Regions from separate parts of the Homo sapiens genome. Here region 1 is linked to region 2. Evidence: chromatin loops called from intact Hi-C (ENCODE). Cell type or tissue: heart left ventricle. All regions are shown on one strand.

Region 1 (8,000 bases), 340 kb after region 2:
TAGACAAACAGAGAGCCAAATCATGAGTGAACTTCCATTCATAATTGCTACAAAAAGGATTAAATACCTAGGAATACAACTTACAAGGGACGTGAAGGATCTCTTCAAGGAAAACTACAAACCACTTCTCAAGGAAATAAGAGAGGACACAAACAAATGGAAAAACATTCCATGCTCATGGATAGGAAGAATCGATATTGTGAAAATGGCCATACTGCCCGAAGTAATTTATAGATTTAATGCTATCCCCATCAAGCTACCAATGACTTTCTTCACAGAATTAGAAAAAACTACTTTAAACTTCATATGGAACCAAAAAAGGGTCTGTATAGCCAAGACAATCCTCAGCAAAAAGAACAAAGCTGGAGGCATCATGCTACCTAACTTCAAACTATACTACAAGGCTACAGTAACCAAAACAGCATGGTACTGGTACCAAAACAGATATATAGACCAATGGAACAGAACAGAGGCCTCAGAAATAATGCCACACATCTACAACCATCTGACCTTTGACAAACCTGACAAAAACAAGCAATGGGGAGAGGGTTCCCTATTTAATAAATGGTGTTGGGAAAACTGGCTAACCATATGCAGAAAACTGAAAGTGGACCCCTTCCTTACACCTTATACAAAAATTAACCCAAGATGGATTAAAGACTTAAATGTAAGACCTAAAACCATAAAAACCCTAGAAGAAAACCTAGGCAATACCATTCAGGACATAGGCATGGGCAAAGACTTCATGGCTAAAACACCAAAAGCAATGGCAACAAAAGCCAAAATTGACAAATGGGATCTAATTAAACTAAAGAGCTTCCACACAGCAAAAGAAACTATCAGCAGAGTGAATGGGCAACCTACAGAATAGGAGAAAATTTTTGCAATCTACCATATGACAAAGGGCTAATATCCAGAATCTACAAAGAACTTAAACAAATTTACACGAAACAAACAACCCCATTGAACAGTGGGCAAAGGATATGAACAGACACTTCTCAAAAGAAGACATTTATGCAGCCAGCAACATGAAAAAAAACTCATCATCACTGGTCATTAGAGAAATGCAAATCAAAACCACAATGAGATACCATCTCACGCCAGTTAGAATGGCCATCATTAAAAAGTCAGGAAACAACAGACGCTGGAGAGGATGTGGAGAAATAGGAATGCTTTTACGCTGTTGGTGGGATTGTAAATTAGTTCAACCACTGTGGAAGACAGTGTGGTGATTCCTCAAGGATCTAGAACCAGAAATACCATTTGACCCTGCAATCCCATTACTGGGTATATAACCAAAGGATTATAAATCAGTATACTATAAAAGACACATGCACATGTATGTTTATTGCAGCACTGTTCACAATAGCAAATACTGGGAACCAACACAAATGCCCATCAATGATAGATTGGATAAAGAAAATGTAGCACATATACACCATGGAATACTAGGCAACCATAAAAAACAATAAGTTCATGTCCTTTGCAGGGACATGGATGAAGCTGGAAACCATCATTCTCAGCAAACTAACACAGGAACAGAAAACCAAACACTGCATGTTCTCACTCATAAGTGGGAGTTGAACAATGAGAACACATGGACACAGGGAGGGGAACATCACACACCAGGGCCTGTCTGGAGGTGGGGGACTAGGGGAGGGATAGCATTAGGAGAAATACCTAATGTAGATGATGGGTTGATGGGTGCGGCAAACCACCATGGCACGTGTATACCTATATAACAAACCTGCACATTCTGCACAGGTATCCCAGAACTTAAAGTATAATTTAAAACACACACACACACAAGATTTCAAAGATAGAATGAGACAAAGAAGATAAAATTGTTCACTAATCATTTTTATATCAAATATATGATGAGATGATACGAATATATTGGTTTAAATTAGCTATGGTATCAAAATTAACTTCACTGTTTTTTTTTTTACTTTAAATACTGGGATACATGTGCAGAATGTGCAGGTTTGTTACACAGGTATACACGTGCCATGGTGGTTTGCTGCATCTATCAGCCTATCATCTAGGTTTTAAGCCCCGCATGCATTAGGTATTTGTCCTAATGCTCTCCCACCCCTTGCCGCCCATCCCCCGACAGGTGTATGATGTTCCCTTTCCTGTGTCCATGTGTTCTCATTGTTCAACTCCACTTAAGAGTGAGAAAATTCAGTGTTTGGTTTTCTGTTCCTGTGTTAGTCAAAGGACATGAATGAAGCTGGAAGTTCACTATTTCTTTTTTATTTTTTAACATGTGACTACAAGAAAACTTTCCATTATAAAAACACCCCATGTTTCTATTGGTCAGCACTGATCTGCAAGACTCTACAAGCTTTAAAGCTAAAATTCTTGAAAGTGCTCTTAGAAATGGTTTTATATGCTTGCCTTCTCCTTGGAAATATACACAATTTATCAACCTGCCAAAAAGGTCTTATCCATCCACCTCTTCTCACTAGGAAGTAGCAAGAGAAAGGGCTGATCAAAGCCAGATAACCTGTCCCACATAATGGCCAAGGCTTCCTTTGAATAATATCATGGTGGCTTTTGATTTTACATAGCCAATTCCAGATAAGAGAGGCCCGTCCTTGTTAAAATGACTGTTAAGTCCATTCAACATAATATTATCTAAAGACCGACTATCACTCCAATTTCTGATAAAAGCAACAAATGTGGTTAGAGTCCCAGGCTGATCTTTTGCTTGGTTAACACAATCCAGTCCATTTTTTCCTAATGATCACTTCTTTTCTTTCAGCTGAAATGTCTTTCTCATTAGCAGACATTTTTGAAGTAGAGGGGTTGTTTGTTTAAGGCTTCAAGACCAAGGCAAACATTTGTTATAAGGCTCCAAAGGAATTTGCAAATAATTTCCATCCATGATTTCCAAAGCCACAGGCTGCTTGTATAACATTTGTGCAAAATGCGTGGGCTGCTCCCATGAAGCAAGCATTGCCAGAAATGTTTACTCTGCAGGAGTAAAGCTGTGTGTTTGTCACTCTGTTTGAAAACTTCCACATGGCAGCTCAATGGGTAGAGTGTGGAATAGACACTCCATGGATGGCCACGGAACTCTCCATGCCTGTGTCCTCTGATGAGCTGCCCTTGCAGGATTTGACACCTCTTGATTCACTGTGGCTGTCACCTCTTTGAATTGTCTTCAGTTAAGACTGATCACACAAAGGCCAAGTACAGAAGGGTTCTCCAGCTCTCTAAATGCAGGCCATCCCATGAAGTTTAAGAATAGAAAAGCCCTGGACAGTCGTGGGACAATGTTATAGCATAAATTGTGTCCCCAAAAAAGATGTATTGAATTCCTAACCCCTGATATCTCAGAATGTGACCTAATTTTGGAAGTAGGGTCTTTACAGAGGTAATCAAGTTAAAATGAGGGTATTAGAGTGGGCTCTAACCTAGTATGACTGATGTCCTTATAAAAGGGGGGAATGACACAGACACAAAGGAAGAACTACATGAGGAGACACCGAGAACCATGAGAAGATTGGACTTAGGCTGTCACAGCCAAGGAATGACTGGGGCTACCAGAAGCTGGGAGAGAGGCCTGGAACAGATCTCTCCCTACGGCTCTGCAGAGCTTGGATTTGGTCTTCTCTCCTCCAGAACAGCAAGAGAATAAATCTCTCATGTTTTCAGCCACCCAGTTGGTGGCATTTTATTACAGTAGCCCCAGGACTAATACAGACTTGAATTCTAACAGTTCCCATGACTTTTGGGGTTTTTTTTTTGCCATCATTCTCACATGCCATCCCACCTTGGTCCCTTAGTATGCGTCAGTGATCTGGGGGTGACCACGTATAGTGGCAGCATCTTAAAAATGCATTCTATAGGTTGCCAGATTTAACAAATACAAATAGAGGATGCCTAGTTCAAGTTGAATTTCAGATAAACAACAGATAATTTTTAGTATAAGTATTTAGTATACTATTTGTAAGTGTTTAGTATAAGTATTTACTATAAGTAATGTCCTTCAGACATACTTATACTAAAAAGTTTTCTGTTGTTTATCTGAAATTCATGTTGAAACTGGATGTCCCGTATTTTATCTGGCAACCTAAATAATAAGCATCTTTGAAATACTCTAAACTCCCTGGAAAAGACATGTGTTTGGTGCCACGAGGCGGGCTGGGAGAATTTCCATGAGGCTGGGCCAAAACACAGGGTTCATTGCTTGGCATCAGCTCACTTCTGCTTCCACAATGAGAAGCAGAAACTTAATTCCTCCAAGGAACAATTAATTGGAGTAGAAAGCTTGATTCTTGCATTTCCCATGTAGGTCACAAATTTCTGTTGTTGCAATGTACCTAATACCTATGTTGTGGTTCAAAATGTAGCATCATCTTAATGCATGCCCATAACTGAATTGTTCCGCCTAAAATGAGTGTAATCACCCTAACCCTAAACTATTCATAACAGACAGGTGAGCTTCAGGGGTGCATGACCCACACAGCCACACAGGGCCTTGCGCTCAGGACCCCACACTTGATTCAAAACTCTGCAGTCACCGTATTAAAATTCTCAGTAATTTTTGAGCAAGGGGTTCTGCATTTTTATTTTGCACTGGGCCTCACAAACGATGTCACCGGTCCGAGGACAGGTGTACCTAATAACACGTCAGCTGCTGCACAAAATGCTTCCATCACTGAAAAGTGACAGATGCCTCAGCCTATTCTTTGCTGAACTCGCTTCTAAGCAACTAGAGCCCTTTGGCCTGGCACCTCTCCTCTGCCACGTGCTGCTGTCTCCAGCATTGCTTTAATTTAATTAGTGTCTGGCTGGTTGAAAAGACTGTTTTTGATTCTGTGTGTGCTGTATGAGCTGTTGTCTGGATTCTCTTCCAACTTGGCCTTGGGAACACCCAGTGTCGAATCTGCTGTCTTTGGCTCTGTAAGACTGTGGTTTTTAAAGGACAATTGTTGCTCATAGCAACTTGAAGGCTGGATGGAGACTTGCCTGAAGCCCCATGAACCAGCAGATTTGGGGCTATTTAATTTCCCACCAGTAGCTGATTCCAAAGGTGTGCTTGTGTGGAACCAAATCTCTCTGCCATCAGCCACATTTATTTTCTAATCTTCATTTTTTTTCCCTCCCTTCTCATGTACAGGGTTCAGCTTTCTTTCTCCTCCTCTAAGGTTTTCCTTCCGAATTCCCCTTATCCCTTTCCTTGTCCTCTCCCTGTTTGTAACCCATCCACTATTCCACATGCCCCTAGCTGACCCATTTTTTGCTCAGGTCTTTCTCCAGGGGAGAAGAACCAAAAGATGAGATTCAAATTGATTTTGCTGCTCATTAATGTCCCTTTCAAAGTTCTTGACGAGGGTGATGAAGCCAATGCCTAGGGGAAGAAATTTCAAACATTGGCTTTCCAGTTCCATTCCAGTTCCCCACCAATGTCTTCAGTGATGCCACCATGCAAAGAGCATCAGGAAAGGAGCACTGAATTCTGGCTCAAAGTCACTTCTCTGTGACTTTGGCTAAGACACTGAAACTCTCAAGATCTTGATTTCCTCATCTACAAAATAAGAGTGCTCAATTACATAATAATCTCATAGAAACCTATAATTTGCACACCAAAGTTATAACCATTAATTATCCCACAAAGCACAGCAGGAATTTTCTAAATCTGAGGCTTGTGATCCACTGTATTAGTCAGCAATTGCTGTGATAATGCTACATAACAATCCCAACTCTTGTGGCTTAGAACAACAAACATGTATTTCTTGTCTGATGGGCCAGAGATCTGATTTGGTCCAAACCCATCCAAGGATGTCTCTATAGCCCCAGCATGCTCCAAAACACACATGACCCTTGAAGACAGGGAGCCCTGACCTTGTTCTTGGTCCTCTCATTGGTGAGTCCAGTTGGATCTGTTTGTCTCCTATCAGGGAATCTACCCCGATATTCATGTAGGTTCTTTTCTATTTTCCCTAAGCATTGGCCAGCTTGAGAAATAAAGGGACAGAGTACAAAAGAGAGAAATTTTAAAGCTGGGCACCCGGGGGAGACATCACACGTTGGTAGGATCTGTGATGCCCCACAAGCCACAAAAACCAGCAAGTTTTTATTAGAGATTTTCAAAAGGGGAGGGAGTGTGTGAATAGGTGTGGGTCACAGACATCAAGTACTTTACAAGGTAATAGAATATCACAAGGCAAGTGGAGGCAGGGCAAGATCACAGGACCACAGGACCGAGGTGAAATCAAATTGCTAATGAAGTTTCAGGCACCATTGTCATTGATAACATCTCATCAGGAGACAGGGTTTTGAGATCAACTGGTCTGACCAAAATTTATTAGGCAGGAATTTCCTCTTCCTAATAAGCCTGGGAGCGCTATGGGAGACTGGAGTCTATTTCATCTCTGCAGCCTTGACCATAAGAGATGGCTATGCCCAGGGGGGCCAGTTTAGAGACCTACCTGCAGGCGCACATTCTCTTTCTCAGGGATGTTCCATGCTGAGAAAAAGAATTCAGCGGTATTTCTCCCATTTGCTTTTGAAAGAAGAGAAATATGGCTCTGTTCTGCTCAGCTCACCGGCAGTCAGAGTTTAAGGTTATCTCTCTTGTTTCCTAAACATTGCTGTTACCTTGTTCTTTTTGAAGGTGCCCAGATTTCATATTGTTTAAACACACATGCTCTACAATTTGTGCAGTTAATGCAATTATCACATGGTCCTGAGGTGACATACATCCTCCTCGGCTGACAGGATTAAGAGACTAAAGTAAAGACAGGCACAGGAAATCACAAGGGTATTGATTGGGGAAGTGATAAATGTCCATGAAATCTTCACAACTTATGTTTAGAGACTGCAGTAAAGACAGGCATAAGAAATATAAAAGTATTAATTTGGGGAACTAATAAATGTCCATGAAATCTTCACAATCCACGTTCTTCTGCCATGGCTTCAGCCGGTCCCTCCGTTTGGGGTCCCTGACTTCCCGCAACAGTCTCCTTGGGATTTTGATTTGTCTTTGATCAAGAAGGGTTAGGCTTGTGCAAACGGTGGTATACCTACAATCTCAATTGTCGACGTTTGCCAGACAACGGCTTTGCTCGGGGCCTGGGGCATTGGCCACAAATCTGTTCAATTAATACCAATTGACCAAATAACCAAGATGTTATATTGGCCAAACTAACAGACTGCAGTGTTTTACAGGATTGCTTAAGAACTTTAACAGAAATGTTTTAACATTAACAAGAATTTGGTTTCGATTAATAGATATATAGAAACACATATTTTATCATCAGTAACTAAAATTGTAGTATTTAGCATTGAAGTTGTTTATATTATGCTAACATCTAAGAGACCAAAAAATAAGCTAATTGATTGGCCTGATGAATAGATTTTAACCCAAGACACCATGTACAGTTGCAAAGGCTGTGCACTATACCACCTCAAGAACTCTATGTGCATAGCCATGATGTGAGTGTGCCTCCAAAACTGCATAGCACAGCAACCATGGCTTCAACAAATTCACTCCTCCTCAACCTAAGACCCCTGTCTTCATATTAATTGCCCATTTCTCTGTGACCATGGACTTTTTCTCTGGTTCCCCAGAGAAAAAGAGAGATGACTTTTTCTCATTCCCCAAAGCCATCACCATCCTGTCCTTTTCAGAACCCCATAACAAGACCCTCTTTGTTAATGCATTTCCATTCTGTTCTCTGACTCCCCTGCCTGCTTACACCCAACCCCACTCTGCCAAGAAATGTATGCACATCCTAATGCAGACATGTTGTGCAAACAAGTCTTTTACCTAAGAACTACTGCAGGTGCAGGAATCCAGCACCATGAAGGTTGGAATGGGGAAGTTTACCAGCAGCAGATGGGGCATACCTGATGGAGAAATTCCAAAGAGGGATAATAAGACTCTGCCTGCCTCCTTCATGGAAATATACTCTGAGGTGGAAATGTACACAGTGTTCCCATAAGGGGCTTAGAACCATCATAAATGCATTATGCACAGATACAGC
Region 2 (8,000 bases):
AAGAAAGAGACACGAACCAAGTGACACCCAACTGGCAGAGATACCACAGCTTGAAATGTCACCTCTCCGCCCACCAACTCCACCCCAGCCCCTGGCCACCCACAGACTCTCTTGCAAAGCAAACACAGCATACTATGTCTTCAGCGATTCCAGAAACTTCGCCTCTTGGAACCTGCCGGAACATTTCCAAATCATGGCCAAATTATAATTTCTCTCACCCACACAGTCACCAAATGACCCATGTGATGAGGAATTTGCTATCCATGGCAGACAAGATCCAACACCAATAAAATGTCCTGGCCCCGGGCTGTTCAAAGGAAAGCCTCTGTTTTTAAACCTCGTATTAAAAATAAATACATAAAGTTGACAGCTGTCAGCAAGACGTACGTGAACTAGAAACTCAGGTCATTGTCTTTTGCCTTTTTCTTAAAACAAGATGGGGTTTCTGTCCTCTATTGTGATTTGAGCCACAGCAGAGGGACCACAGCTTGTTTTAGGATTGCAGTCAAAGCTATCACTGGAAGAACAATTTGTATTGCTATGCCAAAGCTGGGCTGCATATTAAAATATTCCCACTTCTCCTTTTGTAACTTGGAGTTTCTCATTTCTTTTTCCAAATGTCTATCAAAAATAATCTTTTTTTAAAAGAATAGCAACTTAGCCCTTGAATCATTAATTTTATTTTTTTCAATCTACTTTAAATATATATATATATTTAAATGTAGAGATTGTCTTAGTCCGTTCAGGCTGCTATAATGAAGTATCATAGACTGGGTGGCTCATACACAACAGAACTTTATTTCTCACAGCCTCGGAGGCTGGAAGTTGGAGATCAGGCTGCTGGTATGGTTGGTTGGGTTCTGGTGAGGGCTCCCTTCCAGGTTGCAGATGGCTGCCAACTTCTCATTGCATCCTCGCACGGTAGAAAGAGAACTACCAAGTTCTCTGGCCTCTTCTTATTAAGATGCTAATCCCATTTATGAGGGCTCCACCCTCATGACCTCCCAAAGCTCCCAGTACCAAGTACCATCATCTTGGGATTAGAGTTTCAACATATACATTTTGAGGGGAACATAAATATTCAGTCCATTGCAGATATAATGCATTAATTCTGTTTTCATCATCCACTTTGGAAACAGATATATTCAAAGATAGATATAATGCATAAGTTTCCAATTCCCTTTTTTTTTTCTTTTTTTGAGACGGAGTTTCACTCTTGTTGCCCAGGCTGGAGTGCAATGGTGTGAACTACGGCTCACCGCAACCTCTGCCTCCTGGGTTCAAGCAATTCTCCTGCCTCAGCCTCCTGAGCAGCTGGGATTACAGGCATGTGCCACCACACTAGGCTAATTTTTTATGTATTTTTAGTACAGACGGGGTTTCTCCATTTTGGTCAGGGTGGTCTCAAACTCCCAACCTCAGGTGATCTACCTGCCTTGGCCTCCCAAAGTGCTGGGATTACAGGCGTGAGCCACCGCGCCTGGCTCCAATTCTTTTTTAATTGGTTAGGATCAACTACATAAAGAGCAGCAAACTTCTGTAACTAAATGCAGGGTTTTACGGAGCTTGAGAGGTCTCTACAATTTGTTATCTTTTAGATATTTAGATTTTTTTTCCTTTTAATCTTTATACTCTTATTTCGAACTTTCATTTAATTTTTTAGTTGAAATGAAAGTTAGACTTAACTGCAAACACTTTAAGATGAGCTCAGTTTCCTGCTCACATATTGTCTTCAGAACCCCATTCCCCACCGGCATCTGATGCCCAGCCAATTCTCGGTACACATTTGTCATCTGTTTAGCAAAGAAGAAAGCCTCACAGATGTGAAGTGACTTACCTAGGCTGCATCATAAGACTGACAGAGGCAGGGCCAGAACCTTCTTCTGAATCAAATCCCGTCCCAACCTCCCTACCCAGAGAGAAAGCCTAGCTAAATTGCTAAATTACCTGCAGGCCAGGCCCTATTCCAGCTGCATGCAATTCTTTTTTTTTTTTTTTTTTTTTTTTGCCTTGCAATGCACTGGGGGCCATGTTAAGAACATCCTTAGTTCGGTACAACTTTAGACTGGTGGGTTGTTGTCTAGAAAATATTTTTTCTACTAGAAAATTATTTGTTCAAGCTTTGGGAGAACTTGCAAAAAACATTTTCAACTTTGTTTAAAAATCATAGTTAATGCTTCAAAACCCAACCCATGTCCTAATTCCAGTCCTCTCCTCTCTAGAGGAGAGCGTAGGGCTTTTCCTTTCCACCCTGCTGCCCAACCAGTAGCCAGGACCCTTCCCTGGAGAGGTCACCTGCCCACCATCCTGTCCCCTTCAACCCCCAAGTGCAAAGTCACCAGGTGCCAGCTCCCTATACCCCTCACCCCTCACCTGCACTCTCTCCTGACGGTGACTCCTTGCAGCCCTCACTTGTACACATGGGCAGGAAAAGGGAGCCAGTTCCTTGGGCATAGGGCTGCCCCCTAGGCAGAAAGATAAAGATCCACGCCCTATTCACCCCACCTCTGCCCAGTCCAAGGGAAGCCATCATCAACCTTCCACCATCTCCTTGGCAAACTCCAATTTTTTAACCCACACACCCAATATCTATTAAAATATTGATTTGTTTTGTAAATAATATACAAGTGTTCAAATAATTTTTATGTGTCCTATAAAAATAAAAGTACTGAAATTTGAGATAAAAATAGGTATGAAGAGAAATCCTAATATTTTCTTTCAGCACCCCCAGGAGACTGCTTACAGAGGTATTTGCTCGCACACATACACACACTCCTTGAGGTGTGCACACTCTTCTCAGAACCTTTCCATCCAGCGTGTTCTGGAGCCTGGGTCTGTAGCATCAGTGCTCTGCGTCGACCACTGGGGAGTGGGGAGGGGTGGGCACCCATCAAACAAGCACTTTAGGCACACTTCACCCATCCTGTCCACCATGGACAGAATGCTAGAGGAAAAAAATTTTCTCATGTTTTTTGCCTGTATCTGCTTTTGTATTTTTACATTACCAAAGCCCATCCTACTCAGCCTTTAGAATTCTAAAGAATACAATTTATGTAATGTATAGCTGAGGGTATAGGATGGCGCTCAGTTCAGTATCTTTGTGTTTCCTTTTCCCTTTCTTAAAAACAGGGCTTTGCTGTGTCACCGAGGCTGGAGGGCAGTGGCGTGATCATGGTTCACTGCAACCTCGAATTTCTGGGCTCTAGCCATCCTCCCTCCTCAGCCTCCTGAGTAGCTGGAACTACAGGTGCATGCCATCAGACTCAGTTATTTTTAAAATTATATTTGTAGAGACAGGGTCTTGCTCAGGGTGATCTCAAACTCCTGGGCTCAAGCCATCCTCCTACCTCAGTCTCCTAAAGTGCTGGAATTACAGGAGTGAGCCACCATGCCCAGCCTCAGTATATTTTTTTGTTTTGTTTTGTTTTGTTTTGTTTTGTTTTGTTTTGTTTTGAGACGCAGTCTCGCTCTGTCGCCCAGGCTGGAATGCAGTGGCACAATCTCGGCTCACTGCAACCTCCACCTCCCGGGTTCAAGCGATTATCCTGCGTCAGCCTCGCGAGTAGCTGGGATTACAGGCGCACGCCACCAAACCCGGCTAATTTTTGTATTTTTAGTAGAGACGGGGTTTCACCATGTTGGCCAGGATGGTCTCGAACTCCTGACCTCGTGATCCGCCCGCCTTGGCCTCCCAAAGTGCTGGGATTACAGGTGTGAGCCACTGTGCCGGGCCAGCCTCAGTATTTTTAAACCCAAATTATTGCCAGAGAAATTGGTATATTTATTCAGATGAAAAATACTTGCATTAGTAAGCGAAAATATCTGTCATCGTCACTTTACAGAAAATGGAAAAGGATGAGGATTGCACAAAAACTAGAAATTCCATCCCGGGTGTTTTTCCTCCTCAGCAACGGGCACAGGTCGTTCCAGTTTTGGCCAGGCGGTGGCGCTCGAGGCAAACGGTGTCATGAAACGGTCACTGGATGCACTGACCCTGAAGATGCTCTCAAAGCACGAGTCCGTTCATCAGAGAGTGGACTTGACACCCATCAGAAACATTCCCGGAGTGCGTTGGTGTGAAGGTGCGAGGAGAGTCGGGGAAGCATCCCGAAGCCCTGCTAGGCGAATGGGTACTGCTGAGATTACAGGGTCAGCACAAAGCAGAATACAGGACCCGAAAATAACAGCTGCACCGGAAGAATACTTGACCACTGTTTAAGAAGGAATTTGACGAAGAGCAGTCACCGAGTGCAGCCCTGGGCCGGCTAAAGGAAAAGAAAAAAAATCACTCAACTGCCGCTCGGCGGCGGGAATGCCAGGCGGGTCAGAGAAGGGAAACAGGGTGCTTTGCAGCCGCGGTGCAGGCGCAGGGCAACCCCCTGCCCAGCACTGAAGTCTAGAGCAGGCTCTGCGGGTAAATAGGAGAAAATCCTAGTGAGCCTTATTGTGATTCAACATTTAGAATTTTCCCCCAGTTCTGACCTTGAGATTTAATAAAAGGCGTTTTCAAGTTACACTGGTTCTCTTTTCATATGGAAATGAATTTGGGGTGATTGTTTTCACTGGTGTCTTATTACTTTACGAAATTATGAGCACCCCTTTGCAAGGAAAAATACCTTCTGTCCTTTGGATTGCTGGTTAAATACGGGTAATTTTCATTCCTATTTAAATCAACTTGAAAAAACAAAAGGAGGCCACGTAGGCAAAAGTTCGTTTTGAGGAAGGAAGTTCTCCTAAAAGCTAGGGTAAGTAGATTTTGCTTCAATCTGCATATTTTTCAAGGAAAGACTTTTAAAACGAAATGTTTCTAAAACCTGAAATTTTAAAGGCAAATACATAGTCTTTTTAATAAAGCAAAGCATATTCTGCATTCCCACCTTTTACGAGAATAAAATAAAATATCTAGAGACAAATACATTTGGATTTGTGAAAGGAAAATAAATATTGGGACCACAAAATCACTAAGCTAAAGAGAAAAGTCAAGCTGGAAACTGCTTAGGTCAAACCTGCCTCCCATCCCTCTGCTTGCTAAGATGAATGCATATCTGCTTGCCTCATTTTAAAAAGTTAATCAGAAACTCAAAAGAGGCAATCATTTGTCTCTTTTTTTTTTTTAGATGGAGTTTCACTCTTGTTGCCCAGGCTGGGGTGCAGGGGCGCTATCTCGGCTCACTGCAACCTCCACCTTCCACTTTCAAGCCATTCTCCTGCCTCAGCCTCCTGAGTAGCTGGGATTACAGGTGCACACCACCACACCTGGCTAATTTTTGTATTTTTAGTAGAGATGGGATTTCACCATGTTGGCCAGGCTGGTCTCGAACTCCTGACCTCGTGATCCTCCTGCCTCAGCCTCCCAAAGTGCTGGGATTACAGGCATTAGCCACCACACCTGCTCATTTGTCTCTTAACTACCTGTGACATGGAAGCCCTGTCTCTGCTTCAAGTTGTCCTGCCTTTCCAGACCGAACCAAGATACATTTTACATATGTTGATCAATGTCTCATGTCTCCCTAAAATGTATAAACCCAAGCTATTGCCCCGACCACCTTGAACACATGTCGTCAGGACTTCCTGAGGCTGTATCACTGGTGCAAATCCTTATCTATCGCAAAATAAACTTCCTAAATTGACTGAGACTTATCTCAGATAGTTGGGGTTCATAGGTTCATTTTCAATTTCTAGAGAACCTCTAATGGAGTCATAATTATAAAAGTCTCATTCCATTTCTTGGAAATTTGGGGACAGACAGAGAGAGAAGATTATGATTTACAATGGGGCAATAAGGAAGAATAATGGAAAAAAAAAAGAAAAGAAAAGATCAGCATCCCCTTCAGGAATAACTATGTTTTATGAGGCTGAGCCATGAAGCAACTAACAGAATCATATCCCACACCTCTCCCAGTAATGCCCAAGTTCAAGACAAGCTTTGCAGTAAGAGCACCTGAGTCTGTCATTTCATGTCCTATTTTTCTGTTTCATTTTGTACCAGTCCCTGGAAAATTCTCTGTGACTTCCTTTTCCAGCACATAAGGGCTCATGTCTCTGAGAGAAGCCAAGTCCTATCCTCTCCAGATAGAATGAAAAACTAGGACTCCTCCCTACCACCCATTCAGCCCATGTGCACAGGAATTCTCTTCCTTCACTCAACTTTCCCACAACCCCCAGAGCATATGTGGATGTTGGGTTGTTATCTATTAATTGTGTGATTTGGAAAAGGGCAGCAAAATGGAAAGCATATTCCTCAAATGTGTCCTGGGGAGCTGCTTGAAAAACACCTACACAGAAAGTACAATTGACGCTCTATTTTTTCCAGCTGCACCCCTTCTTCACAACAGATGTACACTTTGGTGAAATACTGCTGGTCTGTAAAAAGGAAAGGTTTATTTCTAAAACAGTGTAGTCATTCTCTCCAAAGTTATACCATAACCCAATTTAAAATAGGGTGGGAAGCAACCCACTGAAATTTTGAACCAGCTCTAAATTAGAGTCCAGAAAAACAAATGCCTAAATAGTTAATTACGGAAAGTCCATCCAGGCTTTGGATATCATGTACAGATCTTTCTATTTTCTTCCAAATAAAGAATAATGAAAAGAAATCAGCGGTAGAGCATTTCTGATTAAATACCCAGAATAAATACTCTATGTAAAAAAGACAGTGTAGATTCAGTGGTAGAGAATACAGTTTCTGGAAGTAGATTTCGTAGGTCCAAATCCCAACACTTCAATTTACTAGAGTGGTGACCTTGGGCAAGTCATTCAACCTTTCGGTGACTCAATTTCCTAACCTCCAAAGTAGACATAAGAAAATTGCCTCTTGAGATAGCTGTGTGGTATGGGTTGATACTTGTGAAGTATTTGGGATAGGTTCTGTGCTAGGAAAATATAAACTGCTCAGCGTATTTTACCATATTATTGTTCCTTTTAACTGATCACTTTTTCTCAACACACAGGTAAAATACTTTACTTTCATCATGTTTCAACAGCCACGTCTAAAATACCATGTTCTGTAGGGTTTTCAAAACTGTATGTCACTTCACTAGCAAGAAGGGTAAAATGGCTATATGATTTGGAGACGTTCCATACAATAAGCATAAAACTGTTAATATTTTTAATATGTTTTGATGTTCTTGGAAACAATCTAAATATCCTACAACAGGGAAATAGGAAACGGTTAAGAAAGTTATGGAAGACGGCCATATGTTATGGGCGCACTGGCTCAAATCTATAATCCTAGCACTTTGAGAGGCCCAGGTGGGTGGATTACTTGAGGTCGGAAGTTCTAGACCAGCCTGGCCAATATGGTGAAACCCCGTCTCTACTAAAAATACAAAAATTAGCCAGGTGTGGTGGCACGCACCTGTAATCCCAGCTACTTGGGAGACTGAGGCAGGAGAATTGCTTCAACCTGGGAGGCAGAGGTTGCGGTGAGCCAAGATCTCACCACTGCACTCCAGACCAGGCAACAGAGCAAGACTACATCTCAAAAAAAAAAAAGAAAGAAAGAAAGAAAAAGAAAAAATAAAAAAAAAAAGAAAAGAAGTTGCAGAAGGGGCAGAGGATTTAAATAATACAAATAAATGCTTGTGGTGTGTCAAGTGAAGCAAAAAGTGTAAATATTTTACAAGTGGTAAACTCTCAGATTATAAAATGGATAGGGATCGACTGAAAGTAATATGCTAAAATGCTACTAATGGCTTCTGCAAGTGGTGGAAAGTGGGTACTTTTTGTTTTCTCAGTTCTACTTTTACTGACTTGCCAAATTTTTCACAAGATTGACTGAGCACTTACTCTGGGCAAAGCACAGCTCTAAGTGTTTCACATGTGTTAGTCCATTTGTGCTGCTATAATAAAACACCACAGACTGAATAATGTATAAAGAACAGAAATTTACTTCTCATGGTTCTGAAGGCTGGAACGTCCAAGACGGAGGTGCTGGCGGGTTTGGTGTCCAGTAAGGGCTCCTCTCTTGGCTTCCAAGATGGTGCCTTGTTGCTTTCTCT

What was found. A loop is a pair of places that touch in the nucleus more often than their neighbours do. Peaks named below come from ENCODE experiments on the same cell type or tissue, not always from the same donor. Only the 100,000 strongest peaks of a DNase experiment are listed, where the experiment ranks them.
Region 1: a loop joins it to region 2, with 3 times the contacts of the local background. A loop is called at or near these places in 12 of 110 quality-filtered maps.

What each region holds. Positions count from the first base shown.
Region 1 is chr21:39,069,095-39,077,094 of GRCh38, forward strand. The region is part of intron 3 of LINC02943 (long intergenic non-protein coding RNA 2943); the gene reads right to left. Among named protein-coding and RNA genes, the nearest start is that of LINC02943, 11 kb to the right of the region's middle. RefSeq lists an enhancer at 6,041-6,827. In heart left ventricle, no CTCF peak of the experiment used is centred here; no DNase peak of the experiment used is centred here; H3K27ac peaks cover 2,537 bases.
Region 2 is chr21:38,730,133-38,738,132 of GRCh38, forward strand. No RefSeq gene overlaps it. Among named protein-coding and RNA genes, the nearest start is that of LINC00114, 39 kb to the right of the region's middle. In heart left ventricle, CTCF peaks have their summits at 3,936 (motif pointing right) and 4,147; DNase peaks (open chromatin) are centred at 3,959 and 4,289; H3K4me3 peaks cover 745 bases; H3K27ac peaks cover 911 bases.